Linked DNA regions of Homo sapiens: regions 1 and 3 are each linked to region 2. Evidence: chromatin contacts called from ENCODE Hi-C data. All regions are on one chromosome and are shown on one strand. The core of a region is the stretch at or near the end of the contact, and the rest is flanking DNA. Distances in the headings are between cores, read along the strand shown.

What was found. Hi-C counts contacts between places; a loop is a spot of excess contacts on that map. Pooled maps may share reads with other maps.
Region 1: a loop to region 2 is called in a map of CD8-positive, alpha-beta T cell, with 20 times the contacts of the local background. The contact joins the promoter of DAG1 here to the promoter of CDC25A in region 2. A Hi-C loop is called at or near these places in 2 of 168 maps with a recorded cell type or tissue (CD8-positive, alpha-beta T cell and naive thymus-derived CD4-positive, alpha-beta T cell) and 6 of 50 pooled maps.
Region 3: a loop to region 2 is called in a pooled map, with 9 times the contacts of the local background. The contact joins the promoter of APEH here to the promoter of CDC25A in region 2. A Hi-C loop is called at or near these places in 6 of 50 pooled maps.

The regions. Positions count from the first base shown.
Region 1 is chr3:49,469,017-49,473,877 of GRCh38, forward strand. DAG1 (dystroglycan 1) reads left to right here and starts at 1,251. Exons shown (of 3, transcript NM_004393.6): 1 at 1,251-1,417. RefSeq lists a silencer at 930-1,669.
Region 2 is chr3:48,185,531-48,190,287 of GRCh38, forward strand. CDC25A (cell division cycle 25A) reads right to left here and starts at 2,887. Exons shown (of 15, transcript NM_001789.3): 1 at 2,248-2,887; 2 at 1,173-1,249. The coding sequence starts at 2,417. RefSeq lists an enhancer at 1,972-2,600 and a silencer at 2,344-2,553.
Region 3 is chr3:49,671,046-49,675,603 of GRCh38, forward strand. APEH (acylaminoacyl-peptide hydrolase) reads left to right here and starts at 3,306. Exons shown (of 22, transcript NM_001640.4): 1 at 3,306-3,368; 2 at 3,444-3,576; 3 at 4,138-4,264. The coding sequence starts at 3,357. BSN (bassoon presynaptic cytomatrix protein) reads left to right here. Exons shown (of 12, transcript NM_003458.4): 12 at 1-504. RefSeq lists a silencer at 2,991-3,600.

The sequences.
Region 1 (4,861 bases), core at 1-2,500, 1.3 Mb after region 2:
TTGGAGCCGAGACACTGAAGTATAGATAATTGCAAAAAGGTATGTTTTTGGGAGATGGGGCATTCCTTTCTTATCTCTGCAACTTGCATCTCCCAGACGCTCCTGAGGAGGGAGGGAAAGCCAGGGAGCCCCAGAGCTCTCCGGGATCCAGGGAGGAAACCATGGCTGGTGGCAGCCAGTTCTGTGTTCAGAATGTGCTTGCTGTCAAGAGTGCAGGCCTGGAATTCCAGCCTGGCCACAGGCCAAGGAGGGAATGGACCCATCCTGCGCATGGTGTGGGGATGAGAAGCAGAGCCCACCACGGGTCTCATTCCCAGACCCATCCGGTAACTGTCAGTTTCAGTAACTGTGAAGTCTGGGGCTTTTGGGGTGGGGGGCTGCAGGTTAAGTCCTGGGGAGAGCTAGAGCTACCTTAGGACCCTCCCCTTGAATGTTCCAGGCAGCAACCCCCCTCTCTTATTTCTTCCCCCACCAAAAGAATGCAGGCCACTAGGAGTGAGTGACCAGCGCCTGCGAGTTAGAGCTATTTTGGGCAGGAGAGCAGGCGTCGGATTCCAGTGTTCCAGGCAGGGGGAGGGGACGAGGGTTAGGCCTGAGGCGCTTTCCGACTCCCCAGCCTGCTGTGGGCGAGGCTCTAGGAGATGAGCTAGCTTCCCGCTCCTCCTGTCCCTGGCCTCAGTCTCCCATCCGTGTAAGGGCCGGGCAGCAAGGCTTTCATCCTTTGCAATTGAGAGAACGCTTCCTGATTGTTCTCATGGCTTAGAAATACCCCTTGATTTGCATTCGAAGGAAATAAGGAGGGCTGAACGCAGTCGACGGGTGGCCAGTTGCTGGGCCAGTTCGCAGTCCTGACTGTCCCTTGATTAGTCTTAGAGGCCCAAAGGCCTGAAGTTGGGCGGGGAGCCCCTCCCCCACACTACTGGTTCTGAAGGCTCCGAGTGACCGGGACCGACCGCCGGGGTGTGTCCCGGGACGGACTTCCCTGGCCGTGGGGGCGAGGCTTCCATAATGGGGCGTGACTTTTAGGGCGGGGGAGTGGCTAGCCAATGAGCAGAGAGGTGCTGGCCGGGGCGGGGCTTGCGCGCGGGTGCGGCGCGCTGCGGAGCGGCCGACGCAGGCAGAAGCCGGCGGCGCGCGGACAGCCAGTCGGCGCCGCGCGGAGCTGGCCGCTGGATTGGCTGCAACACTCGCGTGTCAGGCGGTTGCTAGGCTCCGGCCGCGCGCCCCGCCCTTGCGCTCAGCGCCCTCTCACCGCCCGGTACGTGCTCGCGCGAAGGCTGCGGCGCGGCGCTCGCGCCTCTTAGGCTTGGCGGTGGCGGCGGCGGCAGCTTCGCGCCGAATCCCCGGGGAGCGGCGGTGGCGGCGTCCTGGGGCCAGGAGGAGCGAACACCTGCCGCGGTCCTCCCGCCGGCGCTGGGTGAGTGCACCGCCCGCCCTATCCGCTGTGCCTGGCTGCTTGGGCCCCCATCCCTGCTGCCGGCTGAGCCTTCCGCGGAACACCTGCTGCTGCTCGCTGTTCGGCCCGGGGCGGGGACACGGCCGCGGACGTCCTTGTGGGTGAGGAGGCGGTGCCGCCCGGGCGGAGCCGCCCCTTTGCTCTGGGTCCCGCAGGCAAAGGCTCGGAGCGTTCGGCTGCAAGGCCCGGGCCGCGCGCCGCGGCGATGGGCCAGGCCTTAGCTCGGCCCGCGCTCCCGGGAACGTGGAGCCTGCGCCTTGGCCGCGGTCGTGAGCCGCCTGCGGGCCGCCTCCCTGGCTTCCAATAGGGGTTGTGGCCCAGTTGGGCCGGATTCCGACTGTGGGGAGTCGAGCCCCGCTAGAGGCAGGGAAGGGCACCGCTGCCGCCACTGCTCTGTCAGAGCTGCTCAGAGCCTTGGTGGGTTCCGTCATCCTTACTTGAGCTCCTTTGGAAGCTTGTTTACTTACTACCTTTTCACTTTGTATTTGGCAGACCTGGTTCACCTGCGAGTGTATTTGGATAGTGTCTCCACAGAAAATGTCGTCTCGGCTTGGAATCTTTTTGCCATAAATTCTAAGTTAGTTTCCTACAAACTCAACTGGTAACTTAAAATGCATCCTTTAATCTCTATAACTTGAAAAGTTCTTATTTTTGTAAATCGAGTTGCTTCAGAATTAGTTTTAATGGTGACGATGAAGTTTTGACTGGTTGAGGCAAGAGCCTGGGACAGCACCTTCATAGCGCAGAGTCTAACTTAAGATTCTAGCCTGCTGCTTCCCTAAATAAGCGAGTAGAAGTGACTCCTGGCATAGAAGCCAGACTCCGTGAAGGGAAGGTGGTGTTTATAGGACATAATTCCAGATAAAGAGCTGGATGTGCTTTCAGGTGTTTTGCAAAGTCTGGTGTAGATGGGGTATTGCAGTTTTATCAGGTTCTATGCTTAGTTAAGTTCAGAGACATTATTTTGGAATGTTCCTGTTCTAAAAAAGAATTCAACCGTACTACATTTTGGAGGCATAAAAATCCATAGTTTGAGTATGGAGAAGTTTAGTTGAACTTTTGTGGGTTTTTTTTGCTGTGAACTAAGGAAGAAGAGCTCATGGCCTGTGTCCTGTATTTTGGAGAAATCAGATTTCAGTAGGGAGTTGGATCCATCATGTGAAGACCCTATGGGATATAAAAGCTTGTGCTGACATGTGCTTTTGTTAAAAGAGGCACAGTGCAAATCCTCACTGTTCTTAAAAATTGATTTTGCAAAATGCATTTATTCATTTGAACAAATATTTTGATTCACTACCTGCCAAATTCTGTGGTAGATCCTAGGGACCCATGTAAAAGAGTCTGCTTCTGCCCTTAAGGAATTCAGTTTAGGGGGCAGTGGGGACCAGGGAACCCATGATTAATAGTGTCTGCCCGCTAAGCGTGCTCACATAGTAGCCTGAGGAGAGAGGGAATTCCTGAGCTGTGGTTTTCAGGGCCAGCAGGAATTAGTGGGGGACATCAAGGCCTGGACACAGGGAACCACATGTACATGAGCACCTAAAATAGTGCTTGGGAGTCCTCCAGCTTGGCAGGTGCGAGCTCTGGGCCTGCCTTGTGCTCAGGAGTTCCAACTTTGTATGCGGGGTGCAGGAGTCTGGGGAGCCTTTTAATCAGTAGAGTGGTGTGACCCAGACCTGTGTTTAGAAAGATATTGCTGGTGGAGTGGCAGGAAGAGGGAGGGGGTCAGGACCTCTGGCAGTTAAGTCAGCTAACAGAGGAGAGGTGGGGAGGGAGAAGGAGCCATCAGAAAAGAGAGACTGAAAAGGTAGTACAGAGGGGATGTCCTGCCATGATGGGGGAGGAGCTACATTCTGGAATGCATGGGCCAGAAGACCAAGCATAACCAAGGATTTAAATTCCTTGTTGACTACCTGGTATAGTGACCTACAGAGTTGCTTGTGTCTGGTTAGTGTTGAGGATGGTGGGATTTGGAGGGACCACTTAGGGACCACTTAGACTGCCGTCGATGCATAGGAAAGGAGGCCTGGCATTTGATTATTAAAAACTTTATCGCCGGGCATGGTGGCTCCCACCTGTAATCCCAGCAGTTTGGGAGGCCGAGGCGGGCGGATCACGAGGTCAGGAGATCGAGATCATCCTGGCTAACACGGTGAAACCCCCTCTCTACTAAAAATACAAAAAATTAGCCGGGCGTGGTGGTGGGCACCTGTAGTCCCAGCTACTCAGGAGGCTGAGGCAGGAGAATGGCGTGAACCCGGGAGGCGGAGCTTGCAGTGAGTTGAGATAGAGCCACTGCACTCCAGCCTGGGCCACAGATCGAGACTCCGTCTCAAAAACAAAACAAAAAACAACTTTATCTCCAGGCAGGGCGTGGTGGCTCACGCCTGTAATCCCAGCACTTTGGGATTCTGAGGCAGGTGGATTACCTGAGGTCAGGAGTTCAGGACCAGCCTGGCCGACATGGTGAAACCCCGTCTCTACTAAAAAATACAAAAATTAGCCAGGCATGGTGGCGGGCGCCTTTAATCGCAGCTACTCGGGAGGCTGAGACAGGAGAATCGCTTGAACCCGGGAGGCGGAGGTTGCAGTGAGCTGAAAGCCTGGGTGACAAGAGCAAAACTCGGTCTCAAAAAAAATAAAAAATAAAACAAAACAACTGGCCAGGCGCGGTGGCTCACGCCCGTAATCCCAGCACTTTGGGAGGCTGAGGCGGGTGGATCACGAGGTCAGGAGATCAAGACCATCCTGGCTAACACGGTGAAACCCTGTCTCTACTAAAAATACAAAAAATTAGCCAGGTGGGGTGGCGGGCGCCTGTAGTCCCAGCTACTCATTCTCCTGGAGGCTGAGGCAGGAGAATGGCGTGAACCCGGGAGGCGGAGCTTGCAGTGAGCTGAGATAGCGCCACTGCAGTCCGGCCTGGGCGACAGAGCGAGACTCCGTCTCAAAACAAAAAAAAAACACAAAAAAAACACAAAACTTTATCTCCTACTTGAACCTGGGGTACTGCATTTCCTCTTGCGCACAGCAGGCATCTTAACCCGTGAGAGACAATGTGTGTTCATCCTTGTGGAGGCAGTTGAGAGCATATTTCATTTCTTTTCTTCCTTTTTTTTTTTTGAGACGGAGTCTTGCTCTGTCACATCACCTAGGCTGGAATAAAGTGGCGTGATCTTGGCTCACTGCAACCTCCGCCTCCCAGGTTCAAGCAATTCTCCTGCCTCAGCCTCCCGAGTAGCTGGGATCACAGGCACTTGCCACCACGCCAGGCTAATTTTTTGCATTTTTAGTAGAGATGGGGTTTCACCATGTTGGCCAGCCTAATCTTGAACTCTTGATCTCAGGTGATCCGCCCGCGTCAGCCTCCCAAAGTGTTGAGATTACAGGCGTGAGCCACTGCGC
Region 2 (4,757 bases), core at 1,637-4,136:
ACCTGTAATTCCAGCTACTAGGGAAGCTGAGGCAGAAGAATTCTCTAAATCTGGGAGGCAGAGTTGCCTGGGTGACAGAGTTGAGACCTTGTCTCAAAATGAAAAAGAAAAATACAACTACTGGTCATGACATGCAAGGCAAGCACTTGCTGCCTTTAACAAAATGACACCAAGGTGTCCATCTCACAAAAGGCAGCAGGGTGAAGGAGACACTGTTCAGCATTACTAATATGCCAGCTCAGATGACGCAGACCCACCCACCCATAGCTCATGTGTCTATACAGCCTTATGGAAAGTGAGGTGTTACAGCCCTTGCTCACCACACTGCTACAAGTGATAATCCTATCCCCAGTTCTATATTAAATTACATTCTACATACAGAAGCCTACATTACATTTTAAGACTTGCTCTTGCAGTTCCTTTAACCTAAAGGATCTTTGCACCAATGGTCTTATCTGTACAAATACAGATAAACTCTGCAGTAATATGAATTCATGAAGAATGAAATGCACTGGCAATTTCCTCCATAGCAGCATCACTGAAATGATTTCATGACACTGTACTTCCAATCATTTGATCCTGTATTTTAACCAGTAAGATTGCCTGAATGCCACTTACAGTGGTATGGTGAATTATACTTTACTACCCATCCTTCAAGGGCAAGCACACACCACCTCCTTATAGACATTTGAAACCTATTTCCTTTCTTCATAAACAGCCACAAGGGCTCCTTTGTATTGTTCTCAATAATGTTTATCACCGGGCGCGGTGGCTCACGCTGTAATCCCAGCACTTTGGGAGGCCGAGGAAGGCGGATCACCTGAGGTTGTGAATTCGAGACCAGGCTGACCAACATGAAGAAACCCTGTCTCTACTAAAAAATACAAAATTAGCCGGGTGTGGTGGTGCATGCCTGTAATCCCAGCTACTCGGGAGGCTGAGGCAGGAGAATCACTTGAACCCGGGAGGTGGAGGTTACAGTGAGCTGAGATCATGCCATTGCACTCCAGCCTGGGCGACAAGAGCGAAACTCTGTCTCAAAAAAAAAAAAAAAAAAGTTTATCACCCAATGCCATGACTTCCTCAAGTTCTCACCAAAACTAACCTCCTGGGTGAAAAGGCATGTTTCAGGAAATTCAGAGTATTGCTCCCCACACAGCAGACTTAAATACCTGAATCTGTTGACTCGGAGGAGCCCATTCTCTGCAGATTACTGTTGTTCTTCACCTCCAGTGGTTGCTCATAATCACTGAAACCAACAGAAATAAACCATGAATGATTTATAGGATATAATTAAAAGGTCACATGCAGGAGATAGGCCATGAGATTAAGAAGCAGCCAGGCTGCCAGAAACCATTTCTAGGCCACACCACAAGTGGCAAAGATCCCACTTTGCCACTCTGAACACCCAATTAGCACTTGGGCAAAGGAGAAAAAAGGAGTGGGTGGGCATGGCCTTGGACCACATTGCAGGTTATGATGGCTATGGCAAATGTTGGGGTATTTCCTAAAATAAAAGCATGTGTTCTAAGTACTGAGACAGAGTCGGGATGAAAGTTGAACAGGACACTTTCTGCTTTTCAGAAGTTGGGAAACGCACAAGACATGTGCTTAGCAAACGGGATGCCAGAGATTGAAGGGAAAGTAGCTCTTCCGCGGGAAACACCGTGGGATGCATTTTTTGCTATCAGGAAAAGCCCAGGAAGCTTTCTGAAAGTTGGGTAAAAAGACCTGGCCTTAGGAAAGCAGCAGAGTGGACATCAGGAATGTGCACAGGGCGAGGGACTGAGATGATTTTACATAAACGCCAGGAAAGAAAATGCCATGGTCCTTTGTTGAGAAGGAACAAAGATCACAGCAAACGAAGATCCTGAGGATGGTTTAGCAAAGGGTGAAAGTGAGTGCCTAGAAGAGCCTGATTTTCCCCGCGGGGGTAGATTCCAAAGAGCTTCCAGGGATAGAGATAGAAGGAGAGTACGGAGCAATCCGAAAGGGGTGAAGGTGGGCCTGGCTCGGGCTTAGGCCCAAGGATCTCCACCTCTTCCCCTGGAAGGTCCCGACGGCCTCTCCCGCCCAACATTCCGCCCGGGCGGGGGTGCACATGGCAGGCCCTAGCCCGGCTGTCCCCGAGCGGCGAACCCGGACGGACGGGTCTCGCCCTTCTCCCGGTCCGTTTCCTGGCCTGATCTCTCCGAGGCCGACACCGAGGCCAGGGGCCCGGAGCACCGCCCGCCGGTCTCTCCTTACCTGCCCAGACCCTGCAGCTGGTCCATAGTGACGGTCAGGTTGGTGACAGGCGACAGTCCCCCGGCGGCTGAAGCGCCAAATAGCGCCTTCACGACGGGCTGCGACGCGGGAGGGGGGCTGCAGGCGAAGAGCAGGCGGCGGCGGTGCGGGGGCTCCGGGCCCAGTTCCATGGCGGCGCCCGGCCTCGCAGAGCTCCCGCTCCCTCTTCCTCTGCCTCCGCCGCGACCGCCCCGCCCCGCCGACACCGGCCTCGGCCGCGCGCCACCGGCGCCCGCGGGTCAAACACAAACACGACTCCGCGGTTCAGGGACGCGGCTGCCGCGGGCAAGCGGCGCGGCCGGGCGGGTGTGCGGACCCTCCAGGCGCCAGCCACCAGCCACAGGCACGGGTGCTTCCCTCTCACACCGCGAGGCCAGCGGGCGGGCGGGCGCCGGCAACCTGAAGATTAAATCCAAACAAACGTGGCGGGTCGGCAAGAGAAGCCGGGCGAGAGCCTCGAGGCAACGGCCCAGGCTCACGCTGTCTTCGCTGTTCTCCCACCCGCTTGCCCAGCTCCGGGTAGCAGAAAACCAAGCCGACCTACACCTCTTACCCAGGCTGTCGCAGCCAGGCCGGCCTTTCGCGGTAATAGCGGCTCAGTGGGGCCAGCTGCTGCCCCGCCCCCCTTTCCTAGTTGGCGCCAAACGGAATCCACCAATCAGTAAGCAACTTCTCCTCCTCTCAACCGAATGGCAGCTAGGCTGGGCCAATGAGAGGGGAAGAAGAAAGCGGCTCGCGGGACTCTGCCAGGTCATCGGCTCTCAGAAGGGGGCGGAGCCCAGAGCAGAAGAGCGGGGATCAAAATGAGAGGGGGAGCAGAGGTCAATGAAAACTCCCAGCAGAACCTGCGAGGCGCTGCTCGCGGCTGAAAGGCCCCTTTGCCCCGTCGCATGCTGGGAAGCGTAGTTCCCATCGCGAGCTGCCGTCCAGTTAGCTTCGGCCCCCTTTGGGCCTCCGCTACCTCGCCCCCAGCCGGGCGCCCCACACTCTGAGGCAATGTGGAGGCTAAGGAAGACCTGTGGAGGTCTGGCCGGATCCAGCCTTGGCTCGGCCTCTAACCGTGCAGTATTGTGGACCCCTTTCTTCCGCCCCGGGCCTCCAGGCCCCATTTTATAATGAGGGAGGGAATGCAATGACCCCCAGGACTGGACTCGACCACCAGGGCCCAACTCTGGAGGGCTCACAGACCCTGGGTGCTGCTGGCCTCATGGGATTTGAACCCCGCAGTACAACCTGTGCTGTGGGCCTCAGCATTTTTTGCTCACTTCCATTCTAGCCCTTATTGGATGCTCTTAGAATCATTTCTTTCTTTCCCACCACTTCTTAGCCCCCTGGGAGCTCCTAGAGAGAAATAACAGCAAACACAATAATAGCAAATAATAGCTAAAGTTTACATAATGCTTATGCACTTGACACTGTTCCCAGTGTGTTAATCTGTATTAATTCATTTAATCTTTACAACTCTGTGACATAGGAATTATCCCCATTTTCTAAGTGGGCATATTTACTTTTACAGCGCCGAACCTGTGGCAGCTCCTAGACGGATTTTGAGGGCCATAAGTGCATGATTTAATTGCAACCTACTGCTGGGCTTAGTGGCTCACGCCTATCATCCCAGCACTTTGGGAGGGCGAGGTGGGAGGATTGCCTGAGCCCACGAATTTGAGACCAGCCTGGGCAACAAAGTGAGACACCCCCTGCCCCCCACTCAAAAAAAAAAAACCCTACAGTTTGAAAAGCCATGCTGGACAGGTGGAAACCCCAAACCTTTGGCCCCAACACCAGACCCTTCACAGTGAGGAACCTCTCTCTCAGGATTCATCTCCTTTTCTGTGCACCAGTGCTCCACCACCCAGGAACCTCCCTTCCCTCCAGAAACCCCAGGCTATTTAGGCCTCTCTGCACAGTTCACATGGTCTGTGGTCCCACTGTTTCAAATAGTTCTCCCTGTCGTATCTCTGAATACTTTCCTCTCCTCCTGTGTTTTATGTGGTTTAATACTTGGCTCAACAGGCCGGGAGCGGTGGCTCACGCCTGTAATCCCAGCACTTTGGGAGACCGAGGCGGGCGGATCACGGGGTCAGGAGATCGAGACCATCCTGGCTAACATGGTGAAACCCCGGCTCTACTAAAAATACAAAAAATTACCGGGCGTGGTGGCGGGCGCCTGTAGTCCCAGCTACTCGGGAGGCTGAGGCAGAAGAATGGCTGAACTCGGGAGGCGGAGCTTGCAGTGAGCCAAGACCGAGCCACTGCACTCCAGCCTGGGCAACAGAGCGAGACTCCGTCTCAAAAAACAAAAACAAAACTTGGCTCAACATTCCTGTTACTGCATTCATTCATTCAACATATGTTTATTTAAGGATTACTAGAACAAATTCAGTGCTTGAAATAATACCACAATCCCTGCTCTCAGGGAGCTCTGGTCCGCTGAGCATAAAGCTCCTTCTAATAATGGAATTATTACCATG
Region 3 (4,558 bases), core at 2,056-4,555, 1.5 Mb after region 2:
TGCCAGCAGCCCTGCTGCCATGTGCACTGGGGTGGCACTGGAGAGCCATGGCAGTCGTGAGATATTGTATGTGTATGCACATGATCATGTGTGTATGTGCGTGCGTGCGTGCGTGTGTGTGTGTGTGTGTGTTTCTGCCTCATTCAGTTTCTGGGGTCAAATCAGCTCCTTCTCTCCAAGTGCACTACCCTGGAGAGTGGTGGCCACTCAATACCTTTTCCTCTAGCTTTCATGTCTTGTTTTTGCTTTCCCCTTCCTCCTCCCTCTCTCCCTTTCTTTCCTTCTCTCCTTCTTTATTTGAGGGGGGAAGAGTGCTGTACAAAGTCAAACAAACAAGTTTACAGTTGTAAGTGCAATGACCCGAGTCCTCCACATGACCTTGTGAATTGTGTGCTGTCCTTCTGTGCTCTGTGAGAACTCGTGGTACTTCAGTGTCCCTCCCCCTGTATTGTGACAAGGTAATTCTGTGGTATCAGAATAAAAGGACTTGATATAAACAACCTACAGACTGTTTCTGGGATGGTTTCTCAAGTGGGAAGGCTTAGCTGAAGGAGCAAATCCCCAAATTTGCGACAATCCTGTCCATGGTTAAAGGGAAAAGGATGGACAAAGTTGCAGAAGTGCTGGCACAGCACGGGGCTGAGTCCACACCAAGCCATCCAAAGACAATGGGCCCTCCACAAAGGTGCCCAAGGGGAGGTCCCAAGCTTGGACCTGGAGCAGGCAGTCAGTGCGCAGGCTGTTGAGGGACAGCACCTCCATGGCCTTCAGGTGTGTTGGCTGCATACACAGCTTTCTGGGACCTGGTTCCAGGGAGGCAGTGAACAAGTGCTGCCCCCTGGTGCTGCCAACAAGCCCTACACCTCTCTGCCTTGCTCCGAATTTTCCAACCCCCAAACTCTCACCGGCTGCCAGACCTTAGGCCTTCCTCAGATGGTCAGGAGTACCTCCTTACCGAAGTCACCCAGAGTTGCTAGACCTTTTTTTTTTTTTTTTTTTTTTTTAACACAGATAAACAGGAATCCCAGCTTCACCTCTGGCCCTCTCCCCAGAATTAACATTTTGATGCGTGTCCTTCTTTCCTGTTTGTTGTTCCAGTCTTCATTTTAAACAGAAGCCAGAAGGTGCAATATATCCTGTTTTCTAGCTTTCTGTTTATTTCCACGTTTATTTCAGGTACTTAAATGTTCGTCTTCCAGTGCTCAACCTCCAGAGAGATACACCATTAGTTCATAGCCAGTCTACCACACACAATCTAAGGAACAGGCACTATGTTCCCAGTGTTCCTATTATAAACAATGCTTGATGAACATCCTATTTTCCAATCTTTCCACCCAAATTGGTGGCTGGGGCCACTCATTCTACTCCTGTTTCTGGCCTTGATACAGTCCTGTACATACTGACAAATGCAGTGGCGTCAGAAAGTTGGGACTCTTTTTTTTTTTTTTTCTTGAGACGGAGTTTCACTCTTGTTGCCCAGGCTGGAGTGCAGTGGCATGATCTCGGCTCACTGCAACCTCCACTTCCCAGGTTCAAGCGATTCTCCTGCCTCAGCCTCCCGAGTAGCTGGGATTACAGGCGCGTGCCACCCAGCCCGGCTAATTTTTGTATTTTTAGTAGAGACAGGGTTTCTCCATGTTGGCCAAGCTGATCCCGAACTCCTGGCCTCAGGTGATCCACCCGCCTCAGCCTCCCAAAGTGCTAGGATTATAGGCGTGAGCCACCGCGCCTGGCACTTTTTTTTTTTTTTTTTTAAGATGGACTCTGGCTGTCGCCCAGGATGGAGTGCAGTGGCGCGATCTCGGCTCACTGCAAGCTCCGCCTCCCGGGTTCACACCATTCTCCTGCCTCAGCCTCCCGAGTAACTGGGACTACAGGCGCCTGCCACCATGCCCAGCTAATTTTTTGTATTTTTAGTAGAGACAGGGTTTCACCGTGTTAGCCAGGATGGTCTCGATCTCCTGACCTCGTGATCCGCCCGCCTCGGCCTTCCAAAGTGCAGGGATTACAGGCGTGAGCCACCGCGCCCGGCCGGCCGGGACTTTTTTTTTTTTTTTTTTTTTTTTTTTTACTTAACTAGTTATCTTGAGTAAGTAATGATGCGGCTGATGGGAAAGGGGAAGCTACAGGCCAGACAAGTGGACTCTCAATCACAAGCACGCCATGGAGCAGGGAGCCAGGGCCCTGAATGTGGAAGACCAGCCAGACTCAGGTATATGGAGGGAACATCCTTACTGTCCAGCCTCTCCTGATCTCTGTTGGCACCTTAGCCCAGCCAATCCTGTACCACGTGCACAGGGAACCTGCCTGCCTAGGTTTTTTCCACAGGAAGCTCCCTGGTCCTGGGTGGAGTCTGAGCCCACCAGGCCTTTCACACCCAAGAGCTCAGGGTGAGGCCTGGGGAGGAAGGCAGGGACCCACCAGCTCACGGTCCCCAACAAGGTGCCACTGAGAAGGCTGGGTAAAGGCTGCGGGGATAGATAGCTCTTGCGGCAGGCCTGGCGACTGATAAGTCCGGGCAGCACCCTAAGAGTTGGCACCCGCCCCTCTGCCCCGCACCCCAGGGCTTTGCTTCGCGCCCTCCGCCCGGACCCTGGCCCTTCTCTTCTTCGTCTGCGTGGAACTCCCTCCAGGGCAGGGCCTGGCACTGTGTAGTGAATGTCGGCCTCGTGGTGGACCCGAAGGAACCCTACAGTCAGCCCCAGAGCCGCGGGAGATCCACGCTGCGGCCGGCTCCGCCCCGCCCAACCCTCACCCTCACGCTCACGCTCACGCTCACGCTCACGCTCACGCTCACAGGCTCCCGGCTCCACATTCCTCGCAGGGCTCCAATCCGGACCCGCCCGCCTTGCCCTTCATCCTCAAAGACTCATTGGTCCCATTCCCCTCGGGCCCCGCCCTTCGCGTGCTTGGGCCATGCCCGTCCGACCGCGCTGCTTCCGCCTTGCAGCACCCCCTCAACCCCTTCTCTCGTAGGCCCTTCTACCCTCCCCGAAGCCGGGCTCCCGGGTTCCGCTTCCACAGGGCCGCCCCCTCTCCTCCGAGATCCAACGCCTCGCCCCTCGGTAAGAGGCCCAGGACTCAGCCCACGGCCCCGCCCCCCACTTGGCTAGTCCGCCCCTGGCGAGACCCCTGCTCTCACCCACCCAGGACTTCTCGCTCCCAGGCCGGGTCCTCTCACCGTCAAGGCCCGCCCCCTGCCAACGGTCCTCACCCATTAGCCGAAGGCCCCGCCCCTCACAGATTGCCGCAGGGCAGGGGCGGAGACAGCCCGGGCCGTCCCAGGCTCCGCCCCCGGAAGCCTCACTTCCGGGCGCGAGCACGCCCCGCCTCGCCCCGGCGGCAGAGAGGAGACTATGGAACGTCAGGTGAGGGCTCGGCCCGCGGTCCCCGTGGTCCCTGCAGCCCGGGCCGGGCCTGACCCTGGTGTGTCCCCTGCGCAGGTGCTGCTGAGCGAGCCCGAGGAGGCGGCGGCTCTGTATCGGGGCCTTAGCCGCCAGCCCGCGCTGAGCGCCGCCTGCCTGGGCCCGGAGGTCACCACGCAGTACGGCGGCCAATACCGGACGGTGCACACTGGTGTGTGTGCGAAGGGGAACTGGCTGGCGACGGGGTCGCGCACTGGGGTGGGAAGGAAGGGGGTGTGGAGGGCTCGCTGCTTGACAGTGCGTAAGGGTATATAGGGAGCCGGCCTGGACTTGGAGGTTACACTCCCACAGGTCCCTGCACACAGGTGTGTGGAGGGGGGGAGGGGGCGTGCGGGGCGTTATCGAATGGCGGCCATGAGTGCACGAGATGACGGCGTAGGGGTAGAAGTCAAACCTGGGCTCAGGGCGTGGACCTTGTAGGGCTCTCCACCAACACGCCATCCCATACACATGCCAGGCTGCCCTCAAGATTCCAGGGTGGATGCTGGGGTTACTAGGGGGTTCTCTCAAAGAGGCTGTCAGCTCAGGCTCTGGAGGCCTGGACTAGGGTTGTGGCCAAGTGTTGTCCAGCCTGCAGCCAGGGTGTCAGTGTCTGGAGACAGATTGAGAGATTGGGGAAGATAGATCTAGGCCTTCCTGGGTCAGGTGGGGCTGGGGGCAGTAGCCAGGAGTAGCCAAGACAAGGTGAGCAGTCTCATGCCTCCCCTCACAGAGTGGACCCAGAGGGACCTGGAACGCATGGAGAACATTCGATTCTGCCGCCAATACCTGGTGTTCCATGACGGGGACTCAGTGGTGTTTGCAGGACCTGCAGGCAACAGTGTGGAGACCCGGGGGGAGTAAGTTTGAGGGAGGAAGCTTGTGGGCAAGGCCACAGCCGTCCGCAATGCAAGCCTTTTATGAATGCTCACCATGTGCCTAGAAGGGAGGCCAGCAGCCAGGTTCTTGCCCCCTTGGGAGCTCATTCAGTTTCTGGTGACATGGCCTGATAAGCACTGGAAGCTTGCTCCAAACTCAGCCTGGACTAGAGCCCATGGTGGCCTGGGGAGTTGCAGAGAGTAGAGTCTCTGCCTCAGGGAGGAAAGGCAAGGTGGGGCTAGAGGTGCTCCAGAAGCTGGTGTGGGGCCAGAGCC